2 separate regions of the Homo sapiens genome follow, and region 2 is linked to region 1. A link is a loop called in an ENCODE intact Hi-C map of the cell type or tissue named here. Cell type or tissue: prostate gland. All regions are shown on one strand.

Region 1 (8,000 bases):
AACTGGTTTCCCTGATTTGCGGAGGAGTAGGGAATTCACGGGACAACATGAAGATAATAAATAGAGTTTTAGGTGCTTGAGGATGCTCAGTCTGCAGTTTGAACTCAGTGGCAGGCCTGGGATGCAGATACGGACGTGGGAGTCCCAAACAGGCAGTGATGTGAAATTGCTCGGGCAAGATGGCAGGAATAACCTGGACCTTGGGAAGAGGACGGACGGTAGAGCCAAGACATGTTGACACAGTGTGTCCACCTTCGGTTTTTCAACAGGCCATTGTGAACAGGAAGAGAGAAATCTGTTAGGCACTGCTGCCCAACTTGACATGCTATTTCACATAAATGCTTCCCCAACTGCAAATCTGGGGTATAGCTGTTAATCGACCCCAGAAACAAAGAGAAAAGTGAATAATTCCCTGAGGTACCCAATGGAAGGTGCTACCAGGCTGTAAAGTAGCTTCAATGTTTCTAAAGCAGTGGTCTACAAGCCTGTGTATGAGAATCAGCTAGGGAGAGTTTTTGTTTGTTTGTTTTGTTTTTAAACCAGTTTCACCTACAGAGATCCTAATTCAATCAGTCTGTGGTGGGGCCCAAATGCTTTAATATTTTTTTTCCAGCTCCCAGGGGATGCTAACATGTATCCATGGTTTGGATCCATGTCCCCGCCAAATCTCATGTTGAAATGTGATCCCCAGTGTTGGAGGTGGGCCTGGTGGGAGGGGCTTGGATCACAGGGGTACCTCTCATGAATGGCTTGGTGCTGTTCCCTTGCTGATGAGTGAGTCCACGTGAGATCTGGTTTAAAACTATGGCACCTCTCTTGCTCCCACTCTGGCCATGTGTGATGCCTGCTCCTGCTCTGCCTTCTGCCATGATTGTAAACTCCCTGAGGCCTCCCCAAGTAGATGCTGGTGCCATGCTTCCTGTACAGCCTGCAGAACCATAGCCAGTTAAACCTGTTTTCTTTATAAATCACCCAGCCTCAGGTATTCCTTTACAGCAACACAGGAATGGCCTAACACCCCAGGTTTGAGCAACACTGTTCTATAGTTACATGCACATTATCTTATTACCATAGAGCAACTCAATTCAAGAATTCAAGAACGGCTGCCATGTTTTACAGAGGTATTGCTTTCAGTAGCAAATTATGGTGATTGGGGACTTACCCTAACATTATTGCCTTGTAGACAGTGTCCTAACACATGTTTCCAGACAAATCTTTAAGAAGGCTGCACCTTCACAGAGCTCACTGGCTATCTTCAGACACCAGGCAAAACATCCCCTTTGAGCAAAGGAGATATTACTCAGCTGAAGCTTGCAGAAAGCAGTACGATGGGGCCGGGCACCATGGCTCACGCCTGTAATCCCAGCACTTTGGGAGACCGAGGTGGGCAGATTACTTGAGGCCAGGAGTTCGAGACTTGCCTGGCCAACATGGTTGTATTAGGGTTCTCTAGAGGGATATAACTAATGGAATATATATATTATATATAATAATATATATATATACACACACACACATGCACATACATATATACACACATATGTATATATAAAGGGGAGTTTATTATTAACTCACATGATCATAAGGTCCCACAATAGGCCGTCTGCAGTCTGAGGAGCAAGGAGAGCCAGTCCGAGTTCCAAAACTGAAGAACTTGGAGCCTGATGTTCGAGGGCAGGAAGCATCCAGCACGGGAGAAAGATGGAGGCTGGGAGGCTAGGACAGTCTCTGTTTTCACATTTTTCTGCCTGCTTTGTATTCTAGCTGTGCTGGCAGCTGATTAGGTGGTGACCACCCAGATTAAGAGTGGGTCTGCCTCTCCCAGCCCACTGACTCAAATGTTAATCTCCTTTGGCAACACCCTCACAGACACGCCCAGGATCAATACTTTGTATCCTTCAATCCAATCAAATTGACATTCAGTAGTAACTATCAAAATGGTGAAACCCCATCTCTACTAAAAACACAAAAGTTAGCCATGGTAGTACATGCCTGTAGTCCCAGTTACTAGGGAGGCAGAGGCAGGAGAACTTCTTGAACCCAGGAGGCAGAGGTTTCAGTGAGCCAAGGTAGCGCCACTGCACTCCAGCCTGGGTGAAAGAGTAAGACTCTGTCTCAAAAAAACAAACAAACAAAAGTAATAGAATGGGGAAAAAGAGATGCCACTGTTTTGTCTACCATTTTCCTTAAAAAGTAGCTGAGAAGCAGCTGATATAGCCCCAAAATGACCATTGTCACACTAGAGCAACAAGATTAGGGAACTGTAAGATACTAGTAATAGTTCAGAGAAATAAACTGTTTTTGTAATTTACAACTTACAAAAACTTTGATATGTATTGTCTCACTTGAATTCAACTCACCCAGAGGTGAGGAGAGCAAATACCCCCAACCTCTTGCTAAAGCATCAGAAGTGAGTCACCTGTCTGTTGGTCAGAGCCAGGCCTGACACCCAGAGCTTCTTCTCCAAATCCTAGATTTTAATAATTAGCATGGTTTACTTATGCCTTAGACCCTCATTATGGAGTGCTGAATGCATACTGTAGACAGATAGCAGAGGGTGCCAGTGAGGTGAGATGGGGCAGCAGCATGCAGAGGTGGCTGCACACTGGGCCGAGTGTCAGGAGATGAGGCCCACCTCTGTGTGGTCACCCATTGCATATGTGGAAAGGTCAACACAACACTTGTGACTTCAGCCTTCAATTTCCTCTGCTGTGAGACCACCAAGCCTCTTTCAGGTTCTTCTATTCCTGCCCATCCTGTTAAGGTGCAAAAGCCTAGCAATGCGAGAATTATGAGCCACTTTGAAGGTACCAAAATACCAACCTGAAACAACTCACAATGGCTGCGAAGAATGGAAAAAACATTTGCCAGGTATTTTAGTGTATATTTACAATTACAGCTTTGAAAATCATTTTTTTTTTTTGGCGGGGAGGAGAAGACTTGCAATTTCTATTTCGCCTGGAGTTTAGCTGGCTTTCTCCCTGATCTATGAGAGCAACTGCCTTTCTCCTTGTCACTGCCTTCTCCTGTTTGAAGGACCATGACAACCATCATGCCCTTTTCAAGTTCTCTGTGATGTCATAAAAGTCCCCAAGACATAATTGCAACTTGCTTTAACTATGGTGTCAATGCAGCAAACAAGAAATCGTGGAATATCAATATGGTTGAAAAATCACCCCCCATTTCTAACTTTACTCATTTTTATGAGGTCCTCTAGGTCTAAACACCTGCATAAGCGATGTCTGTGAGAGGGTGAACACAAGAAATCACACTGAGTTTGTCATGCTTGTGGCCTACGTACCATTCTGTGGCTTTCTGGTTTCCTTCCTTTTTGGTTTTGGTTTCATTTTCTTGGGTGCGATGCCTCTTTGTTTTTGCATTTGTCTGTGCTAGTTTATCCTAAATAAAGTTCCAAATGCACAGGGTCACTATCACTTAAATGATGTTGTGTATCCCCTGGCAGAGCTTAGGGCACACACTTTCTTTTCTTTTCTTTTCTTTTTTTTTTTTTTGAGACGGAGCTTCGCTCTTGTTGCCCAGGCTGGAGTGCAGTGGCGTGATCTCGGCTCACCGCAACCTCTGCCTCCCGGGCTCAAGCAATTCTCCTGCCTCAGCCTCCCGAGTAGCTAGGATTACAGGCACCCACCACCACACCCAGCTAATTTTTGTATTTTTAGTGGAGACAGGGTTTCACCATGTTGCCCAGGCTGGTCTTGAACTCCTGACCTTAAGAGATCCACTCACCTCAGCCTCCCAAAGTGCTGGGATTACAGGCCTGAGCTGCCACGCCCAGCCTTATGTATTTCATTATACAGATTATTATGTATTCCATTTGTAAGTTCTGTCCTATGCATCCTTTATCAGGGACATTTATAATTTAAGTGCATTCATTTCCAGAGAGCTGGCTGTTTAAGCCGTGCACCACTGTTTCTAGCTGGGTGACCTCAATTACTTAACCACTAAGCCTCAACTTCAGTGCAAAACAAAGAAGAATAAACATTCCTTCCTTGAAAGATTTTGAGGATTGAATGCAATGATTGTTTCCAATACATTGTTTCCAGGTAGAGACTCCAGGAACCTCAGTCCCCTTCTCTCCACCCACCTCACCTTGGGGAGAGACCCAGTGGCAGATTCACCCCTGTGCACGCCCACCCCTACTTTCCCAGAGTGGCCCTGTGTGTCTGGACTAAACCGTTACAGGTGGGGAAAACTCACCACTAGGGGGCGGGAGCAAGATGCCTTTGATGGCTGTCGTCCTTCAGACCACGTAACTGATTTGGAATACTGTGACATATTCACCCTTCCACCCTCCGTGGGGAGAGAGAGGATAAATGTGTAAAGTCTGTGGCCACGGTGCTGCATTCAGAGAATCCCACTCTAGTGATCAGCGTTGGCATCCTGAGAAAATGAGAACCACTGAGCCCCAGTTAGGACAACTGTTAAAATGTGATAAAAATCTTCAGCCGACCCAGTTGCCCTTCTGCAAACCCACCTGCTTGTTGTCCTCGGCACACGGCATGCTGTGACTGCTGCTGGCTGCTTAATACATCGGGGCCCATCCAGGTGAGTCTCACCTAAGGAGGAGTCAGCAAAGCAGTCTTCTCCACCCCCATCTTCCTGCCAGATCTCTCAGGATCAGCGCTTACAGTTAATGTGCTACCCGACTTTCCCAGGTAACATGCATTAAATGAGGCTCTTCTAGAAACTGACGTTTTAAGGAGGTGATTCCATTGGCGGCAACCTTAGAGCCGCAAAGGACTGGGGTCAATGACAGCAGAGAGGTCTTCCGGGACTTCCTCCCTCGTCCCTCCTCATCTAGGTCTGGCCCTGGATTTTCCTGGAGGAGCAACTTCCTTATTCTTTTCAGGGGAGCTGACCAACGCCTTCTCCCTGGAGTCTTAGCCAGGTCTGCAAGGATGCCCCTGCCACTTACTGGTGAGATGTCCACTCCCGCGCAAAGGGCGTCTCACTCCTTAGGCCCCCAGGCTCCCATCTGGCTAGCTGTCCCACTGTCAAGGACTTGCTCAACTATTTTCCCCCTTAAAAGCCAAACAGGCAACACCACCACTTGAGAATGAAAATCATCAAAACCACTGTGATTAGTTCTTTGCCTGCATGGAATTCACAAATACTGATTTTGTTGACTGTAAACATAGCTGGCTTAATTTATTTCTGCCAGTTATGTCCCAACACCTCCATTAATGATTTTATTTTGATGAATAGTTTTATACATCTGGGAGGATTCTGGTCATTCTAATGATATCTTCTTGAAGCTCTTCCAAGATGGATCAATACTGACCATAAAACATCAGATTCTTGTTAAGTGCAGACATCCCTCTTTACCTGAAACACATCAAAATGTTATTTGGTGTTCTTGAACAAAACTACAGACAAAGGTGGATTTTTATAGATTTTAACCCTAGAGGAAATTCCTAGGTGTCTAGGTGGTGGGTCTCCAAATACAAGTCTGACAACTGCGTTGCAGACTGCCACCAAGGAAACAATGACAAAGACTTTTTTTTTTTTTTTTTTTTTTTTTTTTTTTTTTTTTGAGACAGGATCTGCTCTCTTACCCAGGTTGGAGTGCAGCAGTACCATCCTCCCACCTCAGCCTCTCAAGTAGTGGGGACTACAGGCATGAGCCACTATAACCAGGTAATTAAAAAAATTTTTTTCACAGAGATGGGCTGAAGTGATCCTGAGCTCAAGTGATCCTCCTCCTTTGGCCTCCCAAAGTGCTGGGATTACAGGTGTGAGTCACCATGCTTGGCCTGACAAAGTCTTAATAACAACTTTGAAACAGATAATGACTCAGAATGAATTCAAATGACCACAAAGACAGTTTTCCTTTTCTTCAGAGTTTATTTTGAATTTTCATTTTTGGATAACCAAGCAGCTCTTTAAGAAGAATGCACAGAAGAGTCATTCTGGCACTTTTGGATAGTACATAAGATTTTCTTTTTTTTTTTTAAATTTTTTTTAATAGTCACATTCAGCTCGCTTGCTCAAACCAGACTCCCACATTGGGTGAGCAAGATGAGCCCATAGGATTCCAGAGTTAATACGTAACCGTATATACAAACAGCCAAAAAACCATAATGGTGCCACAGGGATGGAGCAGGGAAGGGCATCTCTAACGTGTCCTCTAGTCTATCTTCGCTAAACAGAACCCACGTTACACATGATAACTAGAGAGCACACTGTGTTGAAACGAGGATGCTGACCCCAAATGGCACTTGGCAGCATGCAGTTTAAAGCAAAAGAGACATCCTTTAATAACTGTATAAAATCCAGGCAGTTCCATTAAAGGGGTTAAGAAAACCAACAACAACAAAAAGCGAGGGACTGTCTGTTGTCACTGTCAAAAAGGCACTTGGAGTTAATGGGACCAGGATTGGAGGACTCTTAGCTGATACAGATTTCAGTACGATTTCATTAAAAGGCTTGGATGTTAAGAGAGGACACTCAGCGGTTCCTGAAGGGAGACGCTGAGATGGACCGCTGAGAAGCGGAACAGATGAACACAAAGGAATCAAATCTTTACAACCAAATTGCATTTAAGCGACAACAAAAAAAGGCAAACCCCAAAACGCAACCTAACCAAAGCAAAATCTAAGCAAAATCAGACAACGAAGCAGCGATGCATAGCTTTCCTTTGAGAGAACGCATACCTTGAGACGCTACGTGCCAACCTAAGTTCTCAACGACAGCTTCACAGTAGGATTATTGTGATAAAAATGACTCAAGCGATGCAAAAAGTTTCATCTGTTCCCAGAATCCGAGGGAGAACTGAGGTGATCGTTAGAGCATAGCGACATCACGTGCGGTTTCTTAATGTCCCTGGTGGCGGATACGCCGAGTCCTCGGAAGGACATCTGGACACCACTTTCAGCCACCTCCTTGCAGGGGCGACATCCGCCAAAGTCATCCTTTATTCCGAGTAATAACTTTAATTCCTTTCTAACATTTACACGGCAAACAGGAATGCAGTAAACGTCCACGTCCGTCCCACGGCTGGGCTGCCGTTCCGTTTCCTCCACGAACGGGTACGCGCTTCCATGAGAAAGGATATTTGGCAATTTTATATTCCACAGTCAGGTGGGTCTGCGATAGCTCATTTAATGTTAAACGCCATCAGGGGCCTCTCCTCCCGTTTCTGCCAGGGGCTTTTCTTGTCTTCTCCTTGGTCATCATCATCATCGTCTTCCTCTTCCTCGTGGGCAGATCTTCTCTGGTGGGGGCTGGCTGCTGGCTCCGAGGGGGCATCCGCAGTCCGTCTGGTCGTCTCCTCCTGCAGGCTGGGCAGCTGGCCACCACTTCTCCGACTCGACCCCTCCAACAAGCATCGCAGGGCACTGTCCTCGGGGGTACAGACCGTGGTCCCACATTCGCTACCACTCTGTTCCACGTCATCCAGGTACACGAGCTGCGTGTAGGCCGTGCTGTCTGGGGCTCGAGGCTCTTTCTGCTGGTGCTCTTGGACGGGCGGGTAGTTCTGCTGCAGAGACAAAGCATCTCCCCTTCCCTTCCGGGCTGATTTTGGTTCATTCATATCTACGCCAGAGTCCAAACTGGCATCATTACTTCCGTTCCTTCCAGCTCTTTGGAGATCAATGTATGAATGTCTAACGTGAGCGTTGGACCTGCCATCCAAGGAGACGAACCACGCCCGGGGGTGCGGAAGCGGCTTCCCACCCCCAAGCTCCATCAGGGCCTTTTCAGTCAGGAGCTGCACCTCACTGTTCATCTGAGCCAAAGCCGCGTCGTTCAGGGAAGCTGGGATGGAGAGAGACTCCGACATGGATGCGTTCTGAGGGCTCCACTCCCGGGTGCCCGCATCCTGCAGGTGCTGCTGAGAGATGGCCTGGGAAGACAGGGGCTGGGGCTGGATCTGTGAGGACGGGTGTGGGAAGATCCCGGCATGGGGATTGGACAGCTCAGCCTGTAGTCTTTCTATCTCAAGCTGCTGATCAGCCGGGACGACGAGGGGCTGGCTGACA
Region 2 (8,000 bases), 53 kb after region 1:
CCAAGCCTCTAATTTAACTTTTGCTTATTCATTGTAAGACTTGGCTCAACCACCTGTTTTTGCCTTCGTCAGCAATCTCTTTCTCTATAGGCTTTTCCTCCCCAACCAACAAAAATACTCATTTTTTCCCCAGTCTAGAACAATAACAAGCAAACATTACTCTAACTCTGTTATCCCCATAAGCGAATGCCTTCTGTCCTTCCACCAAGCTCCAGTGATGTGGCTTCTACCCACAATGCATGCTGCCCTTGGAGACGTCGACTGTGTGATCCGCAAACCCCATGACCACAGCTCAGCCTCCATCCTCGTCGACCTCTTCACAATGGTTGACACTGTTTGCCCCTCCTGCCCACAATCCCCTTCCTCCTTGGGATTCATGGTCCTGCACTCTGGTTCTCTCCAGTGTCTGCCTGCTGTTTCCTTTGCAAGTCCTTCCTTTCTTGTCCTACCTCTGGATGAAACAGCTCCCAGAGGGCTACCACCCATCGCCTGTGCCATTTCTGTGCTCTGCTCGCTCCCTGTGGGTTCCCTTTCACTGCCACTGCCTTGGCTGGTACCATCCACTCCAGCATTGGATTCTTTTCTAAGCTCCATGCCTGGATTTTCCCTTGCCTTCTAGACACTTCTACCCAGATGCCCATCTGTCACTCTAAAATCATCATCTACCTTCTCTTTCACCTAACAATATTCCAGTCTCCCCAACACCCAGTTTTGATTCTAGGTCACCATCATCATTCTCCCTATCTATCATCCTCAAGTGCCATCATTCTCCCTATCTATCATCCTTGGCATTCACTCAAGTGCCAAGACTGGCCAATCTTCCCTTAACAAATTTCTTGCACCATATTTCTCTCCCTTTTTGCATCCAACAGCGTATGTTACCTTATACTGCCTCTCACCTCAACTATTGTGAAAGCCTCCTATCTGGGCCATCTGCTTCAGCCTCACTCCCTTTTCATCTACTGACACTGTGACTGTTCAAAGATACTACTCTAATCATGTCCTTTCCCTGCCCAGAAACCATCAACGGATCTCTCCCACTTACCAAATTAACAATGATGACAAAAAAAACAACAAAAATGAATAGACCAATATAGACCCAGACTACAACTGCACCTCTTCTCTAAATGAGAGGCATAGATCAGTGCTTTAGAATTTACAAAGTGCATAAATAAAAATATGTTATTTAATATTTACAACAACCCTGTGAAGAAGGAACCCTTTCCTCTTTATGGATGATGAACTACAGCTCAAAGAGGTAAGTGACTTGCCCAAAGTCATTCTGCTTGTAAGAGGTAGAAAGGAATTATTTTAATTCTAACTCTGTATCCTTTCCTATCACACCATGCCTACCTCAAAATAGATGCCCTGCTGACTGCCAACCAGTTCTCATCCTCTGGCCAAATAGGACTGCATGACTAAGTCTGATTGTTTCTTTCCTTTTTTTTTTTGAGACAGGGTCTTCACTTGCTCTGTCACCCAGGCTGGAGTACAATGATGCCATCACAGTTCACTGCAGCCTTGACCTCCTGGGCTCAAGTGATCTTCCCACCTCAGCCTACTGGGTAGCTGGGACTACAGGCACATGCCACAACACCTGGCTAATTTTTATATTTTTTTGTAGAGATGAGGTTTCGCCATGTTGCCCAGTCTGGTCTCAAACTCCTGGGCTCAAGTCATCTGCCCTCCACAACCTTCCAAAGTGCTGGGGTTACAGGTGTGAACCACCACGCCTGGCCTCTCTGTGTATATACATTCATGCATCTCCATGTCTGAAACTTCTTCCCCTCATCCTACAGCTCACCCAAAATGCATGTCAAAAGCCACCTCTTCTATGTAGTCTGTTAATCCCACCCTAAGCTCTAAGCTCTATTTGCATCTCTCTTGTAGCACTGCTCTTACTATGTCCTGTATCATAATTATTTGTATATTTGTTCATCTGCCTAATCAAGAGCATCATGAGAACATGGGTGGTGGAATCACTTAGCTCCAGGTTTAAATCTTTCCTCTACCACCTTATAGTTGAGTGATTTGGGCTTCAGGTTATCTTTAAAATGGGTATGAATCATGCCTGTCTCATAATATGGCTGTTGTGATGTTGGTTCAGAACACATATGGATGGTGTCCAACAGTGTCTCCTGGATAAGCACTGCTTTCCCATTTCCTCTTCCCATTATAGACTGAAGCTCCTTAAACCAGGCGTTCTGTGAAATGCATGGCACTATGTTCTGTATACAGTTGGTGCTCAATGGTACTTATGTGAAGATGAGTTAAACCTGGCAACTCACTATGTTCCAGTAATGCTCTGTCTCCATTCCAACTAGATCAGGGGTCCTCCATTTCAGCACCATTTACATTTTGGGCCAGGTAGTTCTTTGTTTGGGGGTGTCCCATGCATTGCAGCATGTTTAATAGCACCCCTGACCTCTACCCACTAGATGTCTGTAGCAGCCCCCAAAATTTCTCCAGACCTCACTAAATGTCTCTGGGGAGGGGGGGCAAAGTCACCCCCAATTCTGAACCACTGCACTATATACCCTGAGCACCTTCACAAAATCCAGACAACTGGCACTGAGAATCTCCCTGCAACGGGTCTACGACTGCAAAGAGGAGTAGGGAAAGTGTTTGTATTCACGGAACTCAAGAGAGGAGAAGGCATTTCTCTCTTTGTCTCTTTCTGTGTCTTCCGCTGTCTCTCTATCTGAATCTCTGTTCCTCTCCCGAACTATCATATGAACAAAGAAGCTTAAAAAGAATGCCAATAGTAACCTTTTGGAGGGTGGGATGAAGATTTCCGAGTCAATTTCAGAAGATGAAGTTTAAACAAAACCAAGGGTTGCCACCTGAAGGAAAACTAAAGCCGGAGGGTTGCAGAGGTTTTCTGTTTTCTGCCCTGGGGCTCTTTTCTGAGATGCCATTTAGCCTCCTTAAATGGATCAGTGAAGAATTGAGCCAGTAATCTTGGGGATAATGGTACTTTCTCTTCTGCCCTGAATCAGAGTCAAGGAAATCTCTTCTTAGAGCTTTCATCACCTCTTGATGAGTTTATCACATCATCCTTCTTTTCTTACATGTTTAACTCCCTAAAACATCAATAACATTCATTACTCTAATACAGAAAAGGGTCGAGAAGGCAGTCATGGAAACGGCTTGATTATCATAGTGTTTTAAGTGCTAGAATAAGAGGGTAATGATGAAAGTACAAGATAAACTTCAAGAGAGAGAGTGGCCAGCTGTCCAGGAGAAAAGCAGTTCCCGGGCTGGTATTTGTGAACTGTGTCTTGAAGGTTGAGAGGCAGAGGAGAAGTAACAGCATCTATGAAGGGGCACAGATAAAGAAAATCTACCATGTGTGGGGAAGTGAAGGAACTCTCTGTGAGCTACGTGGGGTCCAGGGGCAGAGGGAGAGACTTAGGAAGGACTTGGTAAGTCCCAATCAAGAGTTTGGGGCCGGGTGTGGTGGCTCATCCTTGTCATCCCAGTGCTTTAGGAGGCTGAGGCAGGAGGAACGCTTGAGGCCAGGAGTCTGAGAATAGCCTGGGCAACATAGACCCCATCTCTACAAAAAATCTGAAAAATTAGATGGGTGTGGTGGCGCATGCCTGAAGTCTGAGCTACTCCAGAGACACAGGCAAGAGAATCATTTGAGCCTGGGAGTCTGAGGCTACGGTGAGTTATGATTGCACTACTGCACTCCAGTCCATGCAACAGAGTAAGACCCTGCCAATGAATCAATCAATCAATGAGTTTGGATTTGTGTGGGCCTGCAGGGGAGAGCGTGTGGGAGTTACCGGTAGGGAAGTGAAAGATTCCGATTTGTTTTTGCCCAATTCTGACAGCAGGTGGAGTATGGCCATGGGTGCAGAGTCTGATGTCAGAGCGATCAGGCAGGAGGCTGCTATGAAATTATTCAAGTGAGAAATGATAAAGTTCCAAATAAAGACAGCAGCTCTGGGGGTCCTCACAGAAAAGGCAGCTGGAGTGGAAAGCTATTTTTGAAATAAGAGATAGGCAGAGCAGGAAGAACCCATGAAGGAGATTGAGAAGCAATGAACAGAGAGAGGGCCAGAGAAAGGATGAAGACATCCAGGAAGGCAGAACCGGGTAGGGTGGTGAAGCTGCGGGGAAGTTAGGAAGAAGTGGCCACTAGGTCACGTAACTGTAGCTCTGCTGAGCTCAGCAAGAGGGATTTCTAAGGAATCGTGTGAGGCAGCACAAAAGGGAGTTTAAAGACATGTGCCTGGCAAGGGGAGGTATCTCCAAGGTTCGGGAGAAGATTGTGACTTGAAGGAGAAATAGGGCTTAAGAAGAGTTTTGCTTTGAATGGCAAAGCCTTCAGTGATTTTGAGAGCTGAGAAAGAACTAGAAGAGATGAAAGGCTCAGCATAAATCCAGGGAGGTGTGAGAGGAGGTGATAACAAATGGGCTCCAATGAGAATGTGAAGGGGTTCATGGTGGGGCAGAGAAGCTGCAGGAGGACACTGCCATGTCCTCTTCGGAAAGGCGGCAGGAGGAAGACCACTCGGGAAGGCGTGCTTCCCTGACGGCCTGCTTTCCCTGTGAAACCAGCCACCAGGGCCCTCCTGGGAGGACGGCATGCAGGTGGGGCGAGGGGCATATGGAGTGTGCTGGGAAAAGCTTCCCACAGCAGCTGCCCGGGGAACAGGAAAAGGACCATCTGGGAAACATGAGGAGCCAAGCAGAGGATGGAGACCACTGACCTGGGTGGTGCCAGTCGGCCCGATGACAGTGCCCATGGGCAGCTGGGGGCATCTTGTCTGTATCTTCTTATTTACTCTCATCACACTCTGAGTCGTTGTTTCTGAGACAGCGTGAGGGCCTCCTAGAGGCTCCGGGAGCCAGAGCTGCAGGCTGGCTCCCCCAGTCTCATCTCCGGCATTCATACAATGCCAGCCTCCCCATTCATCCCTTACCAGAAATAATCTGGGATTTAATTTATGGATTTACTACCAAACCCCTCCCCACAAGATTTTGATGGAAATGTGATCTTCAGCAAAGGACAAAACACTCTCCAAGAAAATGATTCGTATAATTTACGAGTGTTCTCTCTTTCCATACTCTTATCATCTCACAGACAAGTTTGGAAACAATTTGCCAGCGTTTTGTGACACTGAGCGCATTTTCAGATATAGTCTACGTGGGGGAATATCCCTCTTGTTGACCAATTACTGAGGCATCACCTAACACTGCAGAGAATACGTGTGAGTCTTCTGACCCTTCCCCTCACCATCCTGTTATCCTAAGACAGTCCTGGCTGGCTGCTTGCCTATCTATCTATGCATCTATCAATCATCTATCCATCTATCCTATCAATCTATCTATCTATCTGTCTGTCTATCTATCTATCTATCTATCTATCTATCTATCTATCTATCTATCATCTATCCATCTAATCTATTAATCATCTATCTAATCTATCATCTATCTATACATTTATCTCATCTATCTATCTATCTATCTATCTATCTATCTATCTATCTATCTATCTATCTATCTATCCGTCCATCCTTCCGTCCGTCCGTCCGTCCATCCATCCATCCAACCATCCATCTACCTACCTACCTACCAACAAAACTACCTATTTATTTGAGACAGAGTCTTGCTCTGTTGCCCAGGCTGGGGTACACTGGCACAATCATGGCTCACTGCAACCTTGAACTCCTGGGCTCAAGAGATTCTCCCACTTCAGCCTCCAGAGTAGCTGGGACTGTAGGCACACAACACCACACCTGGCTAATTTTTAAATATTTTTCGGGTCTTGCTATGTTGCCCAGTCTGGCTTGAACTCCTGGGCTCAAGTGATCTTACCAAAGTGCCTTGACCTTGGCCTCCTAAAGCGCTGGGATTACAGGTGTGAGCCACTGTGCCTGGCCCAGGCTTTCTTTATAAAACAGTGTCGAAAATAACATGTTACACCATTACTTTCCTCACTTTTAAAACGCAACAAAACTGGCCGGGCATAGTGGCTTGCATGTCTGAGCAGGCAAGAATTTATTTTTTTCTCCTGAATCAATTAAAAAAAAATGCAACTAAATGTGACCAGTTTGAGAACATAATTTTAATATGTCATTTATAAATTCAGTATTGTATTAGTTTTGTAGACAATACAAATACATCGGGCATCTCAGCACTTTGGGAGGGCAAGGTGGGCAGATAGCTTGAGCCTAGGAACTTGAGACTAACCTGGGCAACATGGTGAAACCCTGTTTCTACAAAAAAAAAAAAATTAGCCAGGTGTGGTGGTGTATACTGTAGTCCCAGCCACTTGGGAGGCTAAGGTGGGAGGATCACTTGAGCTGGGGAGGCAGAGGGTGCAGTGAGCTGAGATCCAGTCACTGCATTCCAGCTGGGTGACAGTGGGACCCTGTCTCTTAAAAAAAATAAATAAACTGTATTAAGCAAATAGTAGTAAAGACCACTATTTATTTATCTACATGGTAGTAAAGACTACCATTTATTTATCTACATGGTAGTAAGGACCACCTTTATTTAGCTACATATGGCTTTCTTCCAACTAGTGGGAAAACAGGAAACAAAATGATCCATTATTATCATTGCCATGCCTCAATACGACCGAGACAAGGAATCATACAATTAAACATGATTAAGCTCAGGAAGCAGGGCACATTTAAACATTAACAAAATTTTGTAATTTTAAAAAGCTGGCATGGAAATGAGATTATAAAAAGGTGCAGCCAGTTTCTGGTTATGTACAGGAAGCAGTGATAAAATTAACTATAATGAAAACTACCTGAATGTCTTACTCCTCGGGCCGATTTATAATATGCTCATGCTTCTTGCTCCTCAGAGAGAGAAAGAGCTGCTCAAGTACTCGTGTGTGTGCGTGTGTGTGTGTGTGCGTGTGTGTTTGTGTGTGTACTGTACTGTACTTTTCTTAGCTTTCAGAACAAAGAAAATAAGTGGGTTGGGTGTGGCTGCCTATGCCTGTAATCCCAGTACTTTTGGAGTCCAGGGTAGGAGGATCTTTGAGCGCAGGAGTTTGAGACGAGCCTGGGCAACATGGTGAAACTCCATCTCTACAAAAAATACAAAAAAATTGGCCAGACTTAGTGGTGCATGCCTATAGTCCCAACTACTCAGGAGGCTGAGATGGGAAAATCACCTAAGCCTGGGAAGTTGAGGCAACAATGAGCTGAGATGGTGCCTCTGAAAAAAAAAAAAAAAAAAAAAAAAAAGACCATGGAGTAAGTAGTCTATGTAGGAAGTACAAAAAGCAGCTGGATTTTGATTTTTTTTTTTGTATTTGTTTAACTCAATTATTCAATGAATTACTCATTGGGTGTCTACCATTGGCAGGCATAGGGCACAGACCTGGCAGGACCGAGATGATGAAGACACAGTTCTTGGCCTTCTGGTTTTCACCTTTAGTCAGTTAGATAAGGTGTACTCCCAAATATGGTAGGAAAGGGGGGTATCATGGAAAGATCCAGAACTCCCAGCTGGTGGGTTGTTTAATCTGCTGCATTTGGTTACTGATAAGGACGTGAGGGACAATAAGGGAGGTGAGGACCTGTGGCTCCAAGAACAGGAGCCAGAGGTGGTAGAAGGCACAAGAGGTAGAACGACCAGCTCTGGGCTCAGGCAGCTCTCAGGCCACTTGGCAGGAGTGAGTGGGTTTCCCTGTAACACTGGGCCATGAGTGGGACCCACGGACGCCGTCTGCTCCTTTCTGACCTGCTCCGAGTGTCTTCTTCTGCTTCTGCATCCTTTCTGTTCTTCTACCTGGCTCACAGAAGGCCTGGCACAGCTCAGCCTGCATCTCAGGACCATTCAGCCGCTATTCTCAACCCCTGCTGGGTTCTTAGTTCAATCCCAGGAAAAGAAAGGGGACGAGAGCTGCTGGGTCCCACCTGCGGCCACACTATGGACTGGTTACCCCCAAGCTGGGTGCCCACTCCAGATCCAACAGCCATGGCTGGGAGGGATAGGGCCACAGGACACAAGCCCCTCGGCTGCCA

What was found. Hi-C counts contacts between places; a loop is a spot of excess contacts. Peaks named below come from ENCODE experiments on the same cell type or tissue, not always from the same donor. Only the 100,000 strongest peaks of a DNase experiment are listed, where the experiment ranks them.
Region 2: it touches region 1 in a loop (3-fold over the local background); 7 of 110 quality-filtered maps call a loop at or near these places.

The regions. Positions count from the first base shown.
Region 1 is chr10:15,205,801-15,213,800 of GRCh38, forward strand. It overlaps FAM171A1 (family with sequence similarity 171 member A1), which reads right to left. Exons shown (of 8, transcript NM_001010924.2): 8 at 5,843-8,000. The coding sequence ends at 7,115. FAM171A1-AS1 (FAM171A1 antisense RNA 1) reads left to right here and starts at 2,787. Exons shown (of 3, transcript XR_007062068.1): 1 at 2,787-2,871. LOC105376434 (a long non-coding RNA gene) reads right to left here and starts at 1,600. Exons shown (of 4, transcript XR_930699.2): 1 at 1,576-1,600. It overlaps LOC107984211 (a long non-coding RNA gene), which reads right to left and starts at 5,537. Exons shown (of 3, transcript XR_001747379.2): 1 at 4,493-5,537; 2 at 4,216-4,398; 3 at 2,457-3,399. RefSeq lists a silencer at 4,266-4,315. In prostate gland, a CTCF peak has its summit at 4,218 (motif pointing right); a DNase peak (open chromatin) is centred at 4,221.
Region 2 is chr10:15,258,388-15,266,387 of GRCh38, forward strand. The region is part of intron 3 of FAM171A1 (family with sequence similarity 171 member A1); the gene reads right to left. Among named protein-coding and RNA genes, the nearest start is that of FAM171A1-AS1, 54 kb to the left of the region's middle. In prostate gland, a CTCF peak has its summit at 3,828; a DNase peak (open chromatin) is centred at 3,844.